Linked DNA regions of Mus musculus: regions 2 and 3 are each linked to region 1. Evidence: chromatin contacts called from ENCODE Hi-C or POLR2A ChIA-PET data. All regions are on one chromosome and are shown on one strand. The core of a region is the stretch at or near the end of the contact, and the rest is flanking DNA. Distances in the headings are between cores, read along the strand shown. Region 1 holds the start of Golm1 (golgi membrane protein 1). Region 2 holds the start of Etohd2 (ethanol decreased 2). Region 3 holds the start of A230056J06Rik (RIKEN cDNA A230056J06 gene).

Region 1 (3,060 bases), core at 263-2,762:
GCTTCCTGCAAGCTCCCTCCCTCTGTCCTCCAACTGACTCACAGAGGCCAATTCCTAGGTTCCATCTCTACTACTTCGGGTTCTTTCACAGGACACTGGCAGGCCCTCCCTGCTGGAAGTGGCGGGGAAACACAAAGAGCTCACTGCTCTTTGTGCCCTAACCCTGAAAGCAAACAAATGCGAATCCTTCCCAACCCCCACCAGTAACTAGGCTTGTCACCAGTAATTAAAAAGCAGATGGATTTCAAGGTTTAACAGCCAAAAAAAAAAAAGTCACAGTGTATCATACCCCAACCCTCCACCTGCCCCCACTCCCACCCCAGGATCCCATGCAAACAACATTTCTTTCATTTTATATTGTACAAAACTCATTCATTTCAATGTGTAAAATTGTACAAATGTGCAAAAAAAATGTGCAGAATGTAATAATTGTTCCTTAAGAGACAGAACTGGTGCCTAAAACCCCAACATATTTTCTTAACATTTCCTAAGAATTCCATTTACTGTCCAGTAACACTTTCAGGAGCGTGTGCCTGACGAGTCTTCACACTGACTACGGTTTTCTCTTTGCAAAGGAAAAGGACTCTTGCCAGTAGCTGGGACTTGGTTGAATGCTTCTCTAAGATGACTAACGATAGCTGGGACGCCCAGTGACAAGGCTTGTGGCTTCCCAGGCCTCCAGCCCTCACCTTCGGAAATACAACTAACTGTCCAAGCGACCCAAGAGATGGCCATTCATACACGCTCAGCCATTGCACTGCGCTAAGCGGCTCAGCAAACTGGTGTGCACGTCACTCCACTCCCGCTCCTGAAGAACGAATGTTCCTAGGTATGTGAAAAAAAAAATGTAAGGCCCTGAGACCCCCTAACCAGACAAAGAAAGCCTCAAGTCTTGAAAGTCAAAACAGAAAAAAAGTTATTAGCACACGTTGAGATGATAGCGGAAAACGGCTAGCCCACACACAGACTTTCCCGACCTCACTATTCGTAAATTGCTAGGAAGAACTCCTCAAAACTGGGACTGTTTCCCGATCTTGTTTTACATTCTTAAAGTAACCTCTAACGGTTTTAAATACAGTGCAGAAAAGAGTATCAAAATCCCAGCGACTGCTCCCAGAACAGAGCAAAAGTTGTTAGGGTGTTCCACCCAGGCAAGAAGCATCCTAGAAAGCCGGCTGCAGCTGCCGGTGGCTGGCGACCGACCCTGCACCCGGGGGACTCAGGGGCCACTTTGCAGGGTCTGCCGGGGCGGGACGAGGGCAGGAGGAGGAGAAAAGAAAGGGAGGAGAGGACGAGAGGGAAGACAGTCGGAGGAGAGGGAAAGAGAGATGACGAGGAAGGGAGGGACGGAGAAGCGGGGGAGGCGAGGGGAGGAGGCGGCGGCCGAGAAGAGAAGCGAGGAGCGGGAGCAGAGGCGCGGGCGGTGGCCGCGCTGCATCCCACGGGAGAGCTCACCTGCGGGGCAGCGAGGCGCTCCGTCCGCTCGTCCGCGCGGTCTCTGCCGAGGACGTCTCAGGCGAGCGGGCGGGCGGGCACTTCCGGCGGAGCCGCAGCCCTGGCCCCGGCCCCTCGGCGCCGCCCTCCTCCTCCAGCTCTCCGCCCCGCAGTCTTCCCTGTCCGCCACACTGCCAATGGTGACCCCTGAGGTTACTTGCGGAGAAGCAGGATTTTGTCTTTCCGGACAGCTCTCTCTATAAAACCCAGGCAGGTCTGGAGCTCGCTGTATGGAACAGGCTGGTCTCGAACTCACGGAGCCTTTCCGACCTCTGCCTCCGAATTCTTAACTCTGACGATATTTACCAATCATTGGTTATTGCCATGCACGGTCCTAAATTCTGACCCTGAACACTGGTGTCAATCACACGTTTTAAGCCTCCCCGCCCCCCCCCCCTTTTTTTCTTTCTCACTCCGGCCCCCACTTGCTCAGGCCCTTCTAAGTCTCCCTTTCTTAATGCATGGCTAGGGTTGTAGAAGAATCTCTCTTTCAAGGCGTCCCAATTTTCCTCTCTAGGTAAGGAAACCTGTTCTACCCTGAGCATTTCTTGAATAAACAATAAACACTTGAGCAGTGACTGGAATCATGCATGTAATCCCAACGCTGAGATGGAAAATGTTCTCTATTTTGTTTTCCCAAGAGACAACTTGTGGTTGTTTGGCTTAGAATGCCCCACCCCCACCCCATTACCTGATACATTTGAACGTCTGCTTCCTGGTTAATGAACTGCTTAAGAAGGACTAGGAGGCGTGGCCTTGTTGGGGTAGGTGTGTGTGTGTGTGTGTGTGTGTGTGTGTGTGTGTGTGTGTCACTGGGAGCGGGCTTTGAGGTTTCACAAACCCAAGCCAAGCCAGGTCTAGTCTCCCCAGCCTTCTGGCTTGTGGTTGTGGATAAGATGTAAGATCTACAGCTCCAACAAATGCCTGCCTACTGACACGGTCCCCACCATGATGGTCATGAACTGACTCTCTGAAACTAATGAGCCCCCAATTACATCCTTTCTTCTATAAGTTGCCTTGGTCATGGTATCTCCTCACAACAAAAGATCGGTGACAGTGGGGCATGGTGGCACACGCCTTTAATCCCAGCACTTGGGAGGCAGAGACAGGCAGATTTCTGAGTTCGAGGCCAGTCTGGTCTACAGAGTGAGTTCCAAGACAGCCAGGGCTATACAGAGAAACCCTGCCTCGAGAAAAAAAAAAAAAAAAAAAAAAAAAGATCGGTGACTAAGACAAGCTTTTCTAGACAGGACTCTCAGAGCAGAGGGAAGTTGTTAAGGACACTCCTACCCAGTGGTTTATAATTAGAAAACACCCAGACCTGCACCGGTGGAGGAAGTGCCTGAAACCTTGAGGTTATTAATCCAGAATCAGCTTCCCAGAGTGTTCTCCTGAGGGGTTCTTGGCCACGAAACCATATGGATAAATATCAGTGCTGTTGACTGCATGCCAGAACCAAACTTTAAGACCCTGTTATAGAGCACTGCACAGTATGGTTACGGGACATGGAGAAATCGAATGGAAGTCCCCCAAGTGGTTTTTGTACTGCTAGAAGGCACAATGAAG
Region 2 (3,060 bases), core at 176-2,675, 94 kb after region 1:
TTTGCTATGTGCTGGGGTTCAAAATGTTTACCAGACACTTGAAAAACAAGTACGAACCACGACGCCTGCCAACAGCTGTGCCTATGAAAATCAGGGAAAGGTGATTCTAGGACCAAGCCTAACACCACAGACTCTACAGCTGAGCTAGGCAGCGCGGCAGAGGGTGTGAATTGAGATCTACTATACATAACGAAACAGAAGATTACAAAGCACGACACAGGCCAGGACTGTGCAAATGAGATGTTACTCCTGGAAGGAATGGCCTACGGAGGGTGCGAGCCAGGCAACTCAATTATTTCTTCTCATGAAAAACAGCGGATCATGATAATGTATGCTTATGAGGTAGAAACGGGGGCAGAGGGGGGGTGTGAGAAGGGGCGGGTCGAAATTTCCCAAGTAACATGCAATAGGCCAAATGGTGATTAAAAAAAAAAACAAAACAAAACTAAGCAAGCAAACAACGACAATAACAACCACCACCTATCCTGTGCTCGACTTTTCTGGAATTTATTACTTGTAGGAGGATTCTACTCTATTCTCAGTAAGATGAGCATAGTTTGCACAATCCTAGAATCCATGACATACCTGCGGTGACGAAAACTAGCTGGTCCCGGAGGGAAAAGCAACACAGAATGCAGTGTGATTACTGGGGCAAACTGAAGGGCCAAACAATGACCTATCCTATAAACAGATTATCTCACTTGTTCACGACTCCCTTCTATTTTGCTTCAACTAACTATTGGCAAGAGCCCCTCTTAGGACTCTGGGTGGAGCGGATTCCGCGGTGGCGTCTGGACCGAATGAATCCCGGTCTCACGCTGTCCCGATCCTCTGGGGCTGACGCCTCCTGGGAGGTTATGCGGAGCCGCGGCGTTCCCTGTGTGACCTTTCTCCGGGAACGCCGTGACCTCGGCGGCAAACTGCCGTCCTCCGCCCCGGCCGCCCGGTGGCAGCGCACACAGCCCGTCCGCCCCATCGAGCTCCGCGCGCGGCCCGCCGGGAGACCCTAGTCCGCGTCCAGGCTCGCTCTGCACCCCGGGCCGCCGCCGCCACCACCTCCCTGCGGACGCCGAGGTGACTCACCAGTGTGAGGGCCGCCCGCGTGGGCTGCAGTTTTCTCTTGCTCACAGCCCGCACGGTGGCGCGGACCAACGACGCCGACATGTCCACGTCGCGGCACCCGCAGCCTCCGGCTGGAGCGTGGGGACTCAACTTCTCTCCATGGACACGGCGGGCACTTTGACGCCACAAGCTCCTGCGCAGGCGCCACAGGCCCCGCCTCCCGTCGCCCGTCCCGCTCCACCATTGGACAGTCCGGGTGAGTGACGGGCCGGGCCGATTGGCCGTCATCACTGACGAGGCAAGGGAGGTGACCTGTGACCTTGCGGGCTTCGCGGTCACTGCGCTAGCGGAAGTGGGATGGCTCCTTCCGTATGGCGTACACTAACGACAGACCCCCCGGAAGTGGGGACACGGCTCTGTGACTCTGGAGCTGCTTCGATAGTAAAGCAAGCGGGTAGACACCATACGACAGGTTTCCAGTTATTGAAATGTCACTCTTGTGTAGCAGTTTGTGTCAAGAAAACTGAGCACGTACGTAGCTACCAGCCTCGCATGGAAGCACGGGCATGGTGGCTCTATCCGAGCCTCTGAGAGCGAGCGCCCTGGGCGCTACGTTAGCATCGGTTCTTGAGTCCCGATCCCGGGCCCCGTGCACATTTGGCTAGCCTTTCCTGCTAGCCGGTCCCATTTGATTAGCTGTGCGCCTGTCACCACGCCTCGGCTTCCTTCGCGGCCCGTGATGACGTAAGAACGGGAGCTCCTTTATCTCGGAGCAGCAGCTGGCCCCGTGCGGGAACTGGGTGGGCGTGGGGAGTACTGAGGGGTTTGCTACCCCTGATCGCCCCCTTATGGTTCCAGGAAGGCCGAGGGAGGGAAATGGATTCGGCCTCAGGTCTAGACGGAAAGAACAAGTGTTTTCTTTTCCAGTGCGATCTCACTGGTCTGACTAGAAGGGGCAGTTTCCCCGTCCGAAATGGGGACTTTGCCATGCTGGAACACTGACAGAGTAAGACAGACATTGTACATTCTGCCTAGACCTGCCCAGGAGCTAAGAAAATGTTCTGACCCTTTCTTCATAGCTTTACAAAGAGTGGGCACACCATGTTTTCAACTCTATTTTTAGTGTCTGAAAACTGTGAACCCCACTCGGTCATTGATCTCTCTCTTGCAAGGATTTTGTTCCACTTGGGAAGATATCCTCTCCTTAAGATAGAAGCCACCTTTGAAGCAAAAGAAAAACAGACTGATTTTTTTTTTTTTTTTTGGTTTTTCGAGACAGGGTTTCTCTGTACACTGAAAACACATCTTTTACATCTTTTACCAGGAAGCTTGCCAAAGCAGTTCACAGTGAGCAAGAGACTGTTAGAAGGTGAAGATCGGGTGTTCAGAACTCCTGCTGTAAAAACTGGATTCTGAGTTTCCGCTGTTTTAGAACAGAACAGGGCATCGGCCCTGGCCCTGCGATCGCTTGCAGAGGAAGCTTTGACTTGGCCATGGCTGCGAGCCTGCTATCTTATCCGCTGAGAAGCGTGCCTCACTTGTCTAATGGTATCAGTATAAGCCATCAAAAACACCAGGCTGCTGGGCAGAATTTTTTTTAAGAATCAAAATGTAGGAAACCTTTTTAAGGCTAGAAGAAAACATGACAATTCTGTTTAATTTTAGGGGTAAGTACACTCCTCTCCCTCAACAACCGACAAAACATCCAAGTAGAAAATAACTACCAGGTATAAAGATTGGCCTGGCTGCGTATTTCTTCTCCGTTCTAGGGGCAGAGGGATAAACAACACTAAGCGCTTTTTCAGTAGGCGTGGCACTGTTCCAGCCAGAAAGCAGCGCTGTCACTTCACAGCCAGAGGCAGGAGGAAAGGAAGCAGGCCAGCAGCTGAGCAGGAGGAAAGGAAGCAGGCCAGCAGCTGAGCCGTCACGTAGCAGGGAGGCCCCGGTTGCACAACCCATGAGTTTGATGGTCACCATTTTTATTTTTTTACCATGATT
Region 3 (3,060 bases), core at 312-2,811, 91 kb before region 1:
GCCTCGAATTCAGAAATCCTCCTGCCTCTGCCTTCCAAGTGCTGGGATTAAAGGCGTGTGCCACCACTGCCCGGCTTTATTTTATTTTTTTTAAAGATTTATTATATTTATGGGTGCACTGTAACTGTCTTTAGAGACACAAGAAGAGGGCACCAAACCCCTTTACAGATGGTTGTGAGCCACCATATGGTTGCTGGGAATTGAACTCAGGACCTCTGGAAGAGCAATTGGTGCTCTTAAACACTGAGTCATCTCTCAAGCCCATATATCCTCTTATTTTTTAAAAAGATCTATTTATGTGTCTACTTGAGTGTACAGCACCCGTATGCCAGTGCACTTCTGGACCACACTTACAGGTAGCTGTGCTACCTCCAGTGGGTCCTGGGAATGGAACTTAAGTTCTGTGGAAGAACAGGAAGCACTCTTAACCTATGATCCATCTCTACAGCCGCCCCCTCCATGAATCTTTATCAAATTAGTGTTTGTCACGCCCTTATACACAATATTGAACAAATCAGATGAACCCTGTTCACATTTTTCTAGGTTTCTTCTGGAGTCTCAAAAGGTCATTAAACCAGTTTGTGCGATTTCTTTACTCATTCTCCTCTTCTAAGGAGAACTAACTACATGCCTTACGTTTTTAGGGCAATTTAAACGAAAACAAAGTTCTTGTCCTCAGGAAATACACTCCATGGGGGAAACAATTTTTAAAAAATTTAAACAATCAACATGAAGTCCGAGGATACAGCCCAATGACAGATTGCTTGTGTACTCTTACTGAGTGTTAGCTCTCAACCCTGGGACAAATGCTAACGGAGATACCTATTTAACATGTATAGGCGGAACGGAACGTTCTCCTAGAATCCCAGTCTCTACCTGGTAGAAGCTATGGCTGGCATACCCGGCCCCCTTACTCCAGCACAGGGGCTGGGCTGCACTGCCCCCCAGCTGCCTTCGCAGACATTTTGGTTACCTGGTTCTTCTCTTACCCCTTCCCCTGGCCCCTTGGTCTCCCCGCTCTCCTCTCTGCTCTCCTCCCGTGAGCCGGCTCAGGGTCACATTCCCTCTGGACCCTTCTGGATGTCTGACTCTGGCTATGCTCTCCTTCATACCTACACTCAACCTTCTCCTCCACCATACTTAGAAGCAGTCGTGTCCTTTTTAAATATTTTTATTTTTTCATTAATTAAAGGACCTGGGTTCCTTTCCAAACACCACCCACATCCACACCCAATCTACTTTATGTCAGGATTATTAAGATAAAACTAAAACATCTGAGTTTGGAAGAAACGTGCTAGCAAGCTCGATGTAAATGTCTTATTTTTCTTTCCTTTACAAAGTGCTTGCGCGCTGAATGCAAGACATAATAAATAAGGTCAGTTTGCACAACCACAAAACAGCAATACGGCCGGCAGCTGGCCCCTCCCCGGAAGCCCTACCCCTCCCCTTCACCCTTGAGTCACCTTAAAGAGTTTCCCAGGAAGCACTCCAGGCTCCGCCTCTCTCTGGGTTCCGCCCACGGCCGGGTCTCGGCCGGAGGGGAGGAAAATGGTGCATGGTTTCCGGTCTCGCGATGTGCTATAATCCCGCGAGAAGAGAGGATGCGCGCCTACCCGGATGCGGCGGCCTAGGTGAGGGAGGGGGCGTGGTCGGTGCGCGGAGTCCCGAAAGTCGGGAGCCGGGAGCGCGCGCCCAGGGCGTACGCATGCGTGCACGCGGCCGGCGGGGCGGGGCTGCGAGGGGAGGGGGCGGCGGCGGCGACGGTATTGTCGGTGTCGTTATCTCCGTGGCGCGGACGGTGCGTTTTGACGCGGGTGGTCGTGGGAAAGTATCCGGGGTGGCCCAAGTGGGGCCGGTACGACCCCGAAGTCCGCCGTGGCGGATCTCAGGGAGTGGGCACCGGCGGCCGGTTCCTCGCCGCGCCTCGGGTCGGAGCCGAGGGCGCGCGCCGGGAGGCCGGGCTGTGCCCGTGTCGCCCGGGCGACGAGGGCCGCCTGCTGCCGGTTCCCCGCGTGGACCGGTCTCCGCCTCGATCTCGGTCTCAGTGGCGCTCGGCCCGCGGTGGGCCAGGGTCTCTGCGGAGGCGCCTGCAGGGCGAGGCAAGGCCCTGGTCTTGCGAAGCCCGCCAGGTGAAGGATGCTCGGTCGCTGCCGAGCTTTGAGGGTGGCTCTGATTCCCGGAGGCCGGGCTTGACAGCCGGCGTCTCCGGACTTGTAGTCTTGGGCTGGGATGCTTGAAGATCTCTGGAGGGATTGGAAGAAGTTGTGAGTCCTGGCAAGTGCGAATCAGTGCGGGAGCAGCAGCCCGGTTTATGTGAGGTCAGGTTGCTCAAAGCTAGGTGGTTGGGTTTTGTTTGTTTGTTTTTGCAGAATTCAAAGGCGTTCTGCCTGCAGAGTTTTGGAAGTCTTTCACCCAACACTTGGGGCAGTTTTGCAGCTCCTGTGCCTGCCAAAGCTATATTCCCAGCCTCACACCAATGTTCCCTTTGCAGGCATCATGGTTATGAAAGCTACTGTAGACGACGATGCTTCGGGATGGGAGCTCGGGGTCCCGGAAAAAATGGAAAAAAGTAGCACAAGCTGGGTGGACATAACCCAGGATTTTGAAGATGCTTGTCGAGGTGAGTTTTGAATTTGGGGGCTTTTTGGTTCAAAGCCTGGGGCAGGATACATGAGGTTTTCTCAACTTTGACTTAAAAAAAGAAAGAAAGAAAGAATAAGAAAAAAAAGAAAGACAACCTTGTGATTTTTTTTTTTTTTTTTTTTTTACTCAGATTTGTCGTTTTGTTTTTGAGAACGTGTCCTGTAGCCCAGGCTGACAATGTTCTTGTTGTGGAGATGACCTTGAGTTTCCTGCTCCTCTTGGATATTGAGATTACAAGCCTGGAGTATGATGTCAGGCTCAGTGTTGATAACCATACATTACTCTGCTCTTTGCTTTTTTACTTTTGGTCTAAAGCAAATGTATATCGGGTAAAACTTTAAATACGGATGTTGGCGATTTTTTTAAAGAGAGATTTTTCTTTCTGTATTTGTACATATGTGTGAGGGTGCTCACACT

What was found. Hi-C counts contacts between places; a loop is a spot of excess contacts on that map. ChIA-PET counts read pairs that join two places held with the same protein, here RNA polymerase II (POLR2A).
Region 2: POLR2A ChIA-PET joins it to region 1 with 10 read pairs in Patski. The contact joins the promoter of Etohd2 here to the promoter of Golm1 in region 1. POLR2A ChIA-PET finds 5 or more read pairs at or near these places in 3 of 5 experiments (Patski and embryonic stem cell).
Region 3: a loop to region 1 is called in a map of heart, with 1.9 times the contacts of the local background. The contact joins the promoter of A230056J06Rik here to the promoter of Golm1 in region 1. A Hi-C loop is called at or near these places in 1 of 37 maps with a recorded cell type or tissue (heart). POLR2A ChIA-PET finds 5 or more read pairs at or near these places in 1 of 5 experiments (Patski).

What each region holds. Positions count from the first base shown.
Region 1 is chr13:59,674,272-59,677,331 of GRCm38, forward strand. It overlaps Golm1 (golgi membrane protein 1), which reads right to left and starts at 1,513. Exons shown (of 10, transcript NM_001035122.2): 1 at 1,456-1,513.
Region 2 is chr13:59,768,541-59,771,600 of GRCm38, forward strand. Etohd2 (ethanol decreased 2) reads left to right here and starts at 1,426. Exons shown (of 2, transcript NR_015349.3): 1 at 1,426-1,806; 2 at 2,387-3,060. Isca1 (iron-sulfur cluster assembly 1) reads right to left here and starts at 1,249. Exons shown (of 4, transcript NM_026921.4): 1 at 1,084-1,249. The coding sequence starts at 1,164.
Region 3 is chr13:59,583,662-59,586,721 of GRCm38, forward strand. A230056J06Rik (RIKEN cDNA A230056J06 gene) reads right to left here and starts at 1,562. Exons shown (of 2, transcript NR_045633.1): 1 at 1,464-1,562. Naa35 (N(alpha)-acetyltransferase 35, NatC auxiliary subunit) reads left to right here and starts at 1,672. Exons shown (of 23, transcript NM_030153.2): 1 at 1,672-1,798; 2 at 2,492-2,620. The coding sequence starts at 2,497.